2 separate regions of the Homo sapiens genome follow, and region 1 is linked to region 2. Evidence: read pairs that join two places in POLR2A ChIA-PET (ENCODE). Cell type or tissue: endothelial cell of umbilical vein. All regions are shown on one strand. Each heading gives the region's core, and the rest is flanking DNA. Links, peaks and the distances in the headings are about the cores only.

Region 1 (5,376 bases), core at 253-5,252, 80 kb before region 2:
TGAAGGTAAAAATCACCTATGGAAAATTATTCTCCCTCTTTCCATTTGCATATAAAAATCAAATGATTTCACCCGTTTTTGCTCTCCTAAGATGTGATCTATGCCCCTCACTAAAAGGACTAGAAAGAGATACATCAAAGTATTTCATAGTTGTTATATGTTTGGATTGTGGAACTAATTTTAGTGATAATTTTATAAGCCCTGTTTTTAATTTTTTTTCAGTGAATAATATATTTGATTTTACTACAAGCATGTAGTTAAAAAAAAAAATTGAGGCCGGGTGCAGTGGCTCATGCCTGTAATCCCAGCATTTTGGGAGGCCAAGGTGGGCAGATCACCTGAGGTCAGGAGTTTGAGACCAGCTTGACCAATATGGAGAAACCCTGTCTCTACTAAAAATACAAAATTAGCCAGGCATGGTGGTGCATCCCTGTAATCCCAGCTACTCGGGAGGGTGAGGCAGGAGAATTGCTTGAACACAGGAGGCGGAGGTTGCGGTGAGCCAAGATCGCACCATTGCACTTCAGCCTGGGCAACAAGAGCGAAATTCCGTCTCAAAAAGAAAAAAATTAACTGTTTCACTAGAAAAAGGAAAACATGGCCTAGGCAATATGAGTTAGAGGAAGTTGTTGTCATGAATGTATGGACTTGGAGTTAGCAGAGTTACTGGTTTTAAAGCAAATAGGAATGGGAAAATAGTTTATATCCCTGATTTCTCTAAAATCAAGACCCAAGCCTTCTGTGGGTATTTTAGTGACGTGCAGTGCAAAGAAGCCCAAGCCAAGCTTGTGATTTGTCTGTGAGCACTTGCAGCCAATTTGTATTTTTTAGTTACTCTCTCTGATCTACTAATGAAGTGGCTAAACAAGTAACTTTTAAGCATAACTTAAACAGTTCAATGCTTTCAGAAATGAGTGTAGCTAATTTAAATCATGTAAGTAAGTAAAAACTTTGAGAAAACAATTTGTTAATAGCTTAGCAACCCTTGGGGATAGAACATCTGTGTTTTTAAGAGACAATGTTTAGTCATGAAGTGACTATAAATTCATACTAGATACATTATGAACAACAAAGAGGTTGAATTCCAAAACAGTATTTGAAAGTAAAGAGAGAAACTACAATTTTGAACATGGTAAAAATTAAACCTAAATTTATTTTAGTTGCAGATTTAGAAGTGTGAAAAGGAAAAATATATACGTATTTTGAACATGCTATCCCAGTGATTTATTAATAGAGCTTAATACACTCTTGCTGGAGATTTCAAATGCCTGCTAGCCTCTCCACATATAAGTGCAAAGGCTAAAACTTCCCTTGCATCAGTCTAGCTAGTTTTGTGTTATTTTTAGTTTTCAAGTAGAATTTAATCAAATAGATCATAGAGCGGCCCTCAGAAAGTGAATGGGAAATTTCTTACTGTTAACAGTTTCTTTAGGGAGTATGAAGTCATAGACCCTGGTGTGGAGAGCTTCACAGAAGTGGATCTATTTTCAGAATTATGTTTGATGTGAATTTTTGCACGTTTACTTCAAAGGCATTTTCATTATAAGTGACAAATGACTTCTGAGGAGGATAGAATAAAAAGATTAGCTTAAAATAATTGAAATCTGAGAAGTTAATTTTGTTGACCAACGAATAGGTTTATGAAGCATCCCATTTTGAAATCAGAAAATTTATATTTCCAAACTCGAATCTGCCTAAAAATGCTACTTTTCCAGGCATGGCAGTTGTTCTGATTAGATTTTGTATAATGTACATGATTAGACTATCAGTTTCATGTAGGATTCTATATAGGTTTATAAATTGTAAACTCTCAGTATATAATAAATTAAAAATAAGAAGGCTAGTCCTTTTGGGAGTGACTGGTTCTACTGTCTCCCTTCTAAAAGTAAAGTTATTTTCATTGTTTTTGCATACATGACTGTATTCAGATTTTTTCCCAATGTCTAAAGTGCTTCTTCCCTACCCAAACTCACCCCTTTCTCTTAGGGTTTAGAAATTATTACCTTCAGCCAGGCACCGTGGCTCACACCTGTAATTCCAGCACTTTGGAAGGCCAAGTCAGGTGGATCACTTGAGGCCAGGCGTTCAAGACCAGCCTGGTCAACATGGCAGAACCGTGTCTCTACAAAAAATACAAAAAAGTTAACCAGGCATAGTGGCAGGTGCCTGTAATCCCAGCTACTTGGGAGGCTGAGATGGGAGAATCGCTTCAACCCAGGAAGCGGAGGCTGCAGTGAGCCAAGATGGCACCACTGCACTCCATCCTGGGCGACAAGAGCTAAACTCTGTCTAAAAAAAAAAAAAAAAAAAAAAAAAGAGAGAGAAAGAAAGAAATTACTACCTTCTCAGCAAAGCCTTTCCAACCACTTAGCAGCCCAGCTATTAGAGCACTTCATATTTTGAATTATCACCTTGTTGTATGGTTGTGGCTGTCCCATTAGAGAACATGGTCCCCCCAACAGTGACTGTCCTAAACCACATTTAGTTTCTTAGTCCTGTAACAGTGTTTTTCATGTATATATTTCTTTAGTTCTGTTCATATATCTATTTACAAAATATAACTTATTTCCCAAGGTTTTTAGTAAGAGGGAAATTCTTTAGGCATGGATTTAAAAAAAAAAAAAAAAAGAAAAGAAATCTGGCTTTTCTCTTTTGATTAATTCCTAATCTTGCGGTTTCACTCATCCTTCTCATGTGGTTTCTCCCTGGACAGACCTGTGTCAGGTGTGGGAAATTGGGCAGAGAATGTAATAATCTCAGTGGAGGGTTCTGTAGCAGTTGTTTTTTAACTTGCTGAATATGTGCTTTTTCTCTTATTTGTTCCTTTGTCCTAAAAATAGGTGTGCTTTAGTGAAAGTTCCAATTAGTAGGGTTCCATTTCCTGTAGATTTTGCTACACTGGAAGTGAGAGGTGGCTAAAAACCGATCATGGCAAAATATTCCAGACACAGAAAGCTCCTGCACAGGGAGTTGGTTGCCTTCTGCCCACAGATTAAGGGGTATTGCCTCATTGGCTTTCCAGGTGGATTATAATCTCCTTCCCATCACGACATCCATTTCCACCCTCATTTTCAAAGGTGGAAAGGAAACAGGATGAGGAAGAATCCCTGGGGTGAAATTTGAATGCACACTTCTGAAGGGGAGCGACTTTTTCTAAACTTTGTAAAGAGGGTGACCCCTCACTGAAGTCAGTTTTTCTAAGCTGGAACCGTTAGCCCTAGTGTGTTCCAAAGACTCCTATTTCCTTTCCAAATAATTCAGGAGTCAGGTGGAGGAGAACAAATGGCAAACAGCATGGCCACCCGTGTGTGTTCTGTGCATGGCAGTCAGGGCTGGGCACTGTGCCGTTGGTGCAAAGCACCTGGAGTCTAGTCCACTTTAACTCTTGTCTCGGGAATCTTAAGGGCTCGTGGTTTTCCCTGAAACCTGTGGGAGGAAGCTTGCTGGCTTCACATTTATGGCAGGAGGACCAGAAGAGTCCATCAGTGGCTGTATTTGCAGGCCTCGGAGATCCCACAGTCAAGGCCTGGGGACTGACTAGGTCATAGTCAGCAGGTCCTGAGCTGGGCTAGATAAGAGTGTGCTTCCTAGACTGTGATCAGAAAGTTAATCGTTGGTGACAGTGAGTCTGCCCTTGTTCCTAAGCCATTGTTTTAGTTTTGTAAGATTTATAGGGCTGACAATCAGATTAAAATGTATAGAATAAGTAAAACCTCCTTCCTTCAGAAATGTGTATTGGGACTTTCTCCCAGTCTCTCTCTCCCCGTTTTCTAACCTTTGAAGATAAAGGCAGGAGAATTATAATTCTGACAAGCCTTCCAGACAGCTTGCTTAATCTGGGCTATGAGGCTATCAGGCCTGGAGGCTTGTCTCTGCAGCTACTGCTAAACTGAACATCCAGGCACCATGAGGTCAGCTGCACAGAGACCCTTTCCCAGAGGCAAACTGGCTCAAAGAGAGACCGTATCAGAAAAATAAAGACTTATTAGGATGGAGCCAGATGGAGGATGGAAACAGAATTTTATTTGTGTGCTCTTTTGTTTCTAGGGAAAAACAAAAGCAACACAGGTCACTGGACTCTAAACATATGAAGTTTGACTATTTACAGAGGAAGCTCTTGGATTCATTTCTAGATCTCTTCCTTCCCAGCCCTGATTTCCTTCCCTTTCTGGGGAGAGGCAGCTGTGAAGAGCTGCCAAGTCTCTCTGCCCACTCACCCTGGTGGCACTGCCAGCTCTCCTCTGTTCCCACTGTCATCTTTGGGTCCTGGCCCTCAGCCCCCATCGCCTAGACCCTGCACTAGTCCCCCAGCTGCTCCCCTCCAAGGGCTGCTTCCCTCCCATCCAGAGGGACCACATTGTTTCCCAAGTAGTCTCCCAAGAGCACGCTGAGGTCCTGGGCACAGCTTTGCTCAGGTGCGTGGAGTGGCCCCACTTTGTATGCAGAAAAGTCTAGGCTCAGTCTCAGCAGATCTCCATAAACCTGCCTTCCAAGCTATTTTCACATTCCCCCTCTTATTCTCAAACACACCGGCTGGTCCGTGGGCACCCTTGTGCTTTTCTGTCTCCCTGTCTGTGCTTCTATTATTCCTCTGCCTGGGATGCCCTTCCCCCCACCTCCACATGCCCAAATCCTACCCTTTGTTTACAGACCACCTAGGTGCCTTCTCCTCCTTGAAGCCTTTCTTGATGCTTCCAGTTTAATTTCTCCCTTCCCTGGATCCCCACAGATTACACTTATTTGCACACTTCAGATGATATTATCACCTCCTATCTTGTCTGATAGTTATTTTTGTACATGTTTTATCTCCATGTCTAGATTATGAACACCATGGTTCGGAGGCGCTGCCTCTACTTTTTGGTATCTTCTGTGGCAGTGGTTTCCATTGAGAAGCCATTGAGATTTTTTTAAGCACAGAGTAACATGATCAGGTTTTTATTATGGACTTTTTTGTTCATGCCCCCCTCACTACCCAGGAACTGCTCAGAAAGGGATGGTTCAAATCTTTTTCTCAGCCAGGCTTCTGAACAATTTCCCTGACTAGGCAGTGCCTTACACTTCTCTCCTCTCCATCAGGACCACCCCAGGTGAACTATCTTGCCAGCATCCCCTGACTGTACTTTTCACGGTCTCTCTCTCTCTCCCTCCTTCTCCCTCTCCCTCTCTCCCCCTCTCTCTCTCTCTCTCCCTCCTTCTCCCTCTCCCTCTCTCCCCCCACCTCCCTCTCTCCCCCTCCGTCTCTCCCCCCTCCCCCCTCCCTTCCCCTCTCCTCCTCTCCCCCTCTCCCCCTCTCCCCCTCTCTCCCCCCTCCCTTCTCTAAGCCACCCTGTGGCAGAGGGTACTGTTCCTCACTCAGCAATGCCTGACCTGGGGCTG
Region 2 (5,376 bases), core at 278-5,277:
CCAGCCTGGGCCACAGAGTGAGACTCCATCTCAAAAAAAAAAAAAAAAAGTCAGACTTGGTGGTTCCTTGTACACAAGGAGAATCCCAAAGCCTCTATTTTTGGGGAGGGAGAAAGAATGGAAGAAGAGGACGAGAAAGTGCTGCTGACAGTCTTAGCTCTGATCCCCACTTTCGAAGACACGGTGGATAGTCATGGGTAATTTAAAAGAAGCATCTTGGGGCAAGGACTTGATCTCTTTAGAAACCGTATTTACAGGCTGGGCACGGTGGCTCATGCCTGTAATCCCAGCACTTTGGGAGGCTGAGGCTGGCGGATCACCTGAGGTCGGGAGTTCGAGACCAGCCTGACCAACATGGAGAAACCCCGTCTCTACTAAAAATACAAAATTAGCTGGGTGTGGTGGCACATGCCTGTAATCTCAGCTACTCAGGAGGCTGAGGCAGGAGAATCGCTTGAACCCGGGAGGTGGAGGTTGCAGTGAGCCGAGATTGTGCCATTGCACTCCAGCCTGGGCAACAAGAGCAAAACTCTGTCTCAAAAAAAAAAAAAAAAGAAAAAGAAAAAAAGAAACTGTATTTATTTACAATGAGTGGTGACATGTCAACTAGTCACAAATCCATGTATCTAAAACCCCCATAGGACCAGAATTAAAATAGAAAAGACTTCTGAGCAGCCCAAATAGACATTAAAAACCCCTGCTCTAAAACACAAGCTCTTTGTTTATTCGTGAGCCTTCAGTCAAAACCTTTGAATTCATATGTTACGTACAGTTGCAACTGCCTGTGTGAACAGATATCCAAATCCATGCAGGAGAAAAAGGTGCAAGGAGGGAAAAGAACTGTTATGGGAAAAAATGATCAAAACTTGGCTGTCTGGAGTATTTGGTATAGGGATGGGGTGGTGGGGTGCTGGCTGCCATAGTGCTCTGAAGTCGTGGGCTCTCAAAGCCCAAGGAAATGATAAGATTCATAGAGGGGATCGCGAGTCACCAAGAAAGCACTCAACTCTGCTCAGGGCAATATGTGATAGATTCAAGGAAAATTTATATTCAAAATTGGACAGGGCTGTGACTCTTAAAGGGATAAACACTCCTTTATTGGAGCACCAGGTTTCTCCTCCATCTGAGCTGGGGGTGGAGATTTTGCTGTGCCCAGCTCCATATCCAACAAGTTCCTCAGCTCTCCTGAAGCACTGTTAGAGGAGAGAAGAGAATTGGGCCCTGACCTGAAGCCTGCATCAGTGACCAGTCCAGGCTAGTGACCCATCAAGCCCCGGGAGCCCTTGTACCTTCACTGTTCAACCTCAGCACCTGTGCCCCTTCTCTCTTTTCTCTTTATTCTGCCTTCTCATTCTCTCTCCACCTCTCCTATTTCTCCTCTCCATTCTACCCACAGCCACCCCACCCACCCACTGCCATCCTGTAGGACTTTGTGCAATGATGGAGATGTTCTGCATTTATGCTGCCCAATACAGTAGTAATGAGCCATGTGGCTATGGAGCACCTGAAATGTAGCTAGGGCAACCGAGGAACTTCATCTTTGACTTTCATTTGTTTTAATTATTTAATTATTTTATTTTATTTTATTTATTTTATTTATTTTGAGATGGAGTTTCGCTCTTGCTGCCGAGGCTGGAGTGCAATGGCGCAGTCTCGGCTCACTGCAACCTCCGCCTCTCAGGTTCAAGCGATTCTCCTGCCTCAGCCTCCCAAGTAGCTGGGATTACAGGTGTGCACCACCACACCTGGCTGATTTTTTGTATTTTTAGTAGAAATGGGGTTTCACCATGGCTGGGCTGATCTTGAACTTCTGACCTCAGGTGATTCGCCCGCCTTGGCCTCCCAGAATGCTGGGATAACAGGTGTGAGCCACTGCACCTGGCCTATTTATTTTTTGAGACAGGGTTTTTCTCTGTTGCCCAGGCTGGAGTGAAGTGGCATGATCACAGCTCACTACAGCCTCGACCTCTCTCGGCTCAAGCAAACCTCCTGCCTCAGCCTTCCAAGTAGCTGGGACTACAGGCATGCACCACCCACCCAACTAATTTTTGAAAATTTTTTGTAGAGATGGGGTCTCACTGTGTTGCCCAGGCTGGTTCCAAACTCCTGGGTTTAAGTGATCCTCCCACCTCTGCCTCACAAAGTGCTGGGATTGTAGACGTGAGCCACTGTGACCAGCTTCATTTTCATTTAAATAGCTACATGTGGCTAGCAGTTACCGCTTCTGGAGAGCACAGTGACCCTGGAGGAGCTCCAATGGGTCCCCAGGCTGCTCACTGGCCTGTTGGTCTGGATGACCACAGGCATTCATTTATTGTACATGCAACTGTTATTAAGCACCTACTGTGTACCAAGCAGAAAAAGATTATCTTGTGAAATACTTCAGTGAGCTCTCAGTCCCTTCCTTCTCTGTTTTTCCTTCCTTTCATCAGCAAATCCTGGCTGCCTGCCAAGCGCTCAGTGCTGTATGACAATGGTGCATGAACTGCAGTGAGCCTCAGGATCACTTCAGGGACCTGTTTAAAAAATGCAGAACTGGCAGTGTGCGGTGGCTCACACCTGTAATCCTAGCACTTTCGGAGGCTGAGGCGGGCAGATCATGAGGTTAGGAGATCGAGACCATCTTGGCCAACATGGTGAAACCCTGGCTGTACTAAAAACACAAAAACTAGCTGGGCATGATGGCATGCGCCTGTAATCCCAGCTACTCGGGAGGCTGAGGCAGGAGAATTGCTTGAACCAGGGAAGTGGAGGTTGCAGTGAGCCGAGATTGCGCCACTGTACTCCAGCCTGGCGACAGAGCGAGACTCTGTCTCAAAAAAAAAAAAAAAAGCAGAACCCCCTTTCCCACCCCCACCCATTAGATCTACTGAGCCAGAATCTCCAGGGCAGGCCCAGCATCAGAGCCTCCCACAGGAGAATCTATTCCCACAGGGAATACTAAACCAATGGCAGATGCTTTTCTACCAACAGCTTATACTTTAGAAGGTGTGATCAAAAAAAAAAAAAAAAAAGGCCAGTAAATGGTGAGCTCTTTTTACAAACAGCTATTCCCCAAGAACTGTCTGAAAATGCCCTAGAGAGAACTAATACCTTAAGCCTTTTTATGGTGACATCTTAAGGGAATGTCTTTGGCAGATGTTTTTCCTGCCATGGAGTCAAATAGCAGAGTGGTTAGGAACCAGGCCTGCAGGGGCAGATCTGGCCTCAGGTCCTGCCTGTGTGACCTTGACAGGGCTGATCCCTATCTGTAAAACAGAGATAATCGTCTCTGGCTTCCATGTCACAACAGTTCATTATGAGAGTGGATCACGGGGAGATCAGGACAAGTTTCAGAAAGCTGAGAACCTTAGGGTCTCAGGTACCTCAAGGCCAGGAGGGACCCAGCCCTTCAAGAGTCCCTTGAACAAAGGGCACTTAGACCCTTAAGGCTTTAGTTTGGGATGTTTTCAGCTTGGAAAATATTGTTCTAATTTTATTCCAGTCCAACTGGAATACATTTAGAACATGCATAGATCTGGTTCCAATTCAAACTGGTTCATTGGGTACTTCTTGGGTTAAAGAAAATTGACAAATAAGGAATCGGTAAAAAAAAAAATCATCATCATCATATCTGAGTTCAGGGTTGAACTTTTCAGTTGGAAAGTTGTGATTCTTTGGTTCAGTTCAAGTACCTGTTTACAAATTAACTGTACAAGCATTTATTTAGCACCTAGTTTTGTTCCAAGAATAAACCAGGTATGAGACAGTTGCAAGGAATTTCTGCTCACCTGTGGAAAGAGACAACTAAAGAATCATAATCCCCTTAACGACCAAACAAGCAAAATCCTAGGGACGCCCACTAGGGAGCAAAAGGTTCTGGGGGAGGGTGGCCAGCAGACACACAGAGGAGGGGTGATGTGTGAGCTGGGTGCCGAACAGTGAGTGAGAGGGATTTCCTGGGCAGTTAGCGGTGGGGAGGAAGGGAAGCAGGAAGGTGAGATAAGCTGTACTGTGCACGCAGTCACAGAAGAAGGGGAAGGATAGTCTAGACTGTGGGTGGCCCATGGGCTTGGAGAGGTGCTTGCGGGAGATCATGAAGACACCAAGCTCTGCCCCGGACTTGCTACTCTGTCCCCACCCCAAAAAGAGGACCACTTTTCCTGGCTGGAAAGAACCATATTTGTATTTCCTTGTGTATTTATTTGTTTCAGTAGTTTTATTGAGATATAATTCATATATCACACAATCATTCATTCAAAGTGTATAACTGAATGATTTTTAGGACAGTCAGATACATGCCACTATCACCACAGTCAATTTTAGAACATTTTCATCACTGCAAGAAATCCCATATCTGCTAGCTATCTTCCTCCCACCCAACCCCCATCACCCTCACCTCCTCCCCAGCCTGAAGCAACCACGAATCTACTTTCTGTCTGTATAGATTTTTCTATTCCGCACATTACAAATAAACGGAGTTGGCTGGGCATGGTGCTCATGCCTGTAATCCCAGCACTTTGGGAGGCTGAGGAGGGCGGATCACCTGAAGTCAGGAGTTTGAGACCAGCCTGGCCAATATGGTGAAACCCTGTCTCTACTAAAAATACAAAAATTAGCCAGGCACAGCGGCAGGTGCCTGTAATCCCAGCTACTCAGGAGGCTGAGGCAGGAGAATCGCTTGAACCTGGGTGGCGGAGATTGCAGTGAGCCGAGATCGCACCACTGCACTCCAGCTTGGACAACAGAGTGAGACTCCATCTCAAACAAAAACAAAAACAAATGAATTGAGTCTTACAATATGTTGCTTTCAACATCTGGCTTCTTTCACATAGCATGAAGTCTTCATCCATGTTAAGGCCCATCTATGTGGGAACACGTATCGGTCTGTCACCCCTTTTTATGACCAAATAATATTTTATGGTATGGATAGACCACATTTTATTTATCCACTCATCTGTGGACGGACGTTTGGGTTGTTTCCACCTCTCGGCTATCATGAACAATGCTGTGTGAACATTCACGGATGCGTTCCTGTGTAAGTCATTACTGTCATAACTCCCATGTCACAGATGAGGGTGCATGTTTTCATTCCACTGAGGAGTGGAACCGTTGGGTCACAGAGGAAATCTATATTCAACTCTGCAAGGAACGGCCAGGCTCTTTTGTATTTACATATTTACTTTGAAAAGAAGGAAATGCTGGGTGCAGTGGCTCACATCTGTAATCCCAGCACTTTGGGAGGCCGAGGCAGGTGGATCACGAGGTCAGGAGATCAAGACCATCCTGGCTAACACGGTGAAACCCCGTCTCTACTAAAAATACAAAAAATTAGCCGGGTGTGGTGGTGGGTGCCTGTAGTTCCAGCTACTCAGGAGGCTGAGGCAGGAGAATTGC

The links. ChIA-PET counts read pairs that join two places held together with the same protein. Peaks named below come from ENCODE experiments on the same cell type or tissue, not always from the same donor. Only the 100,000 strongest peaks of a DNase experiment are listed, where the experiment ranks them.
Region 1: POLR2A ChIA-PET joins it to region 2 with 5 read pairs; 5 of 35 experiments call an interaction of 5 or more read pairs at or near these places.

Annotation. Positions count from the first base shown.
Region 1 is chr18:49,060,560-49,065,935 of GRCh38, reverse strand. All of the region lies in intron 17 of DYM (dymeclin), which reads left to right. Among named protein-coding and RNA genes, the nearest start is that of MIR4744, 13 kb to the right of the region's middle. In endothelial cell of umbilical vein, for the core only: no CTCF peak of the experiment used is centred there; no DNase peak of the experiment used is centred there.
Region 2 is chr18:48,981,014-48,986,389 of GRCh38, reverse strand. No RefSeq gene overlaps it. Among named protein-coding and RNA genes, the nearest start is that of SMAD7, 33 kb to the right of the region's middle. RefSeq lists an enhancer at 2,041-2,542. In endothelial cell of umbilical vein, for the core only: no CTCF peak of the experiment used is centred there; a DNase peak (open chromatin) is centred at 2,449.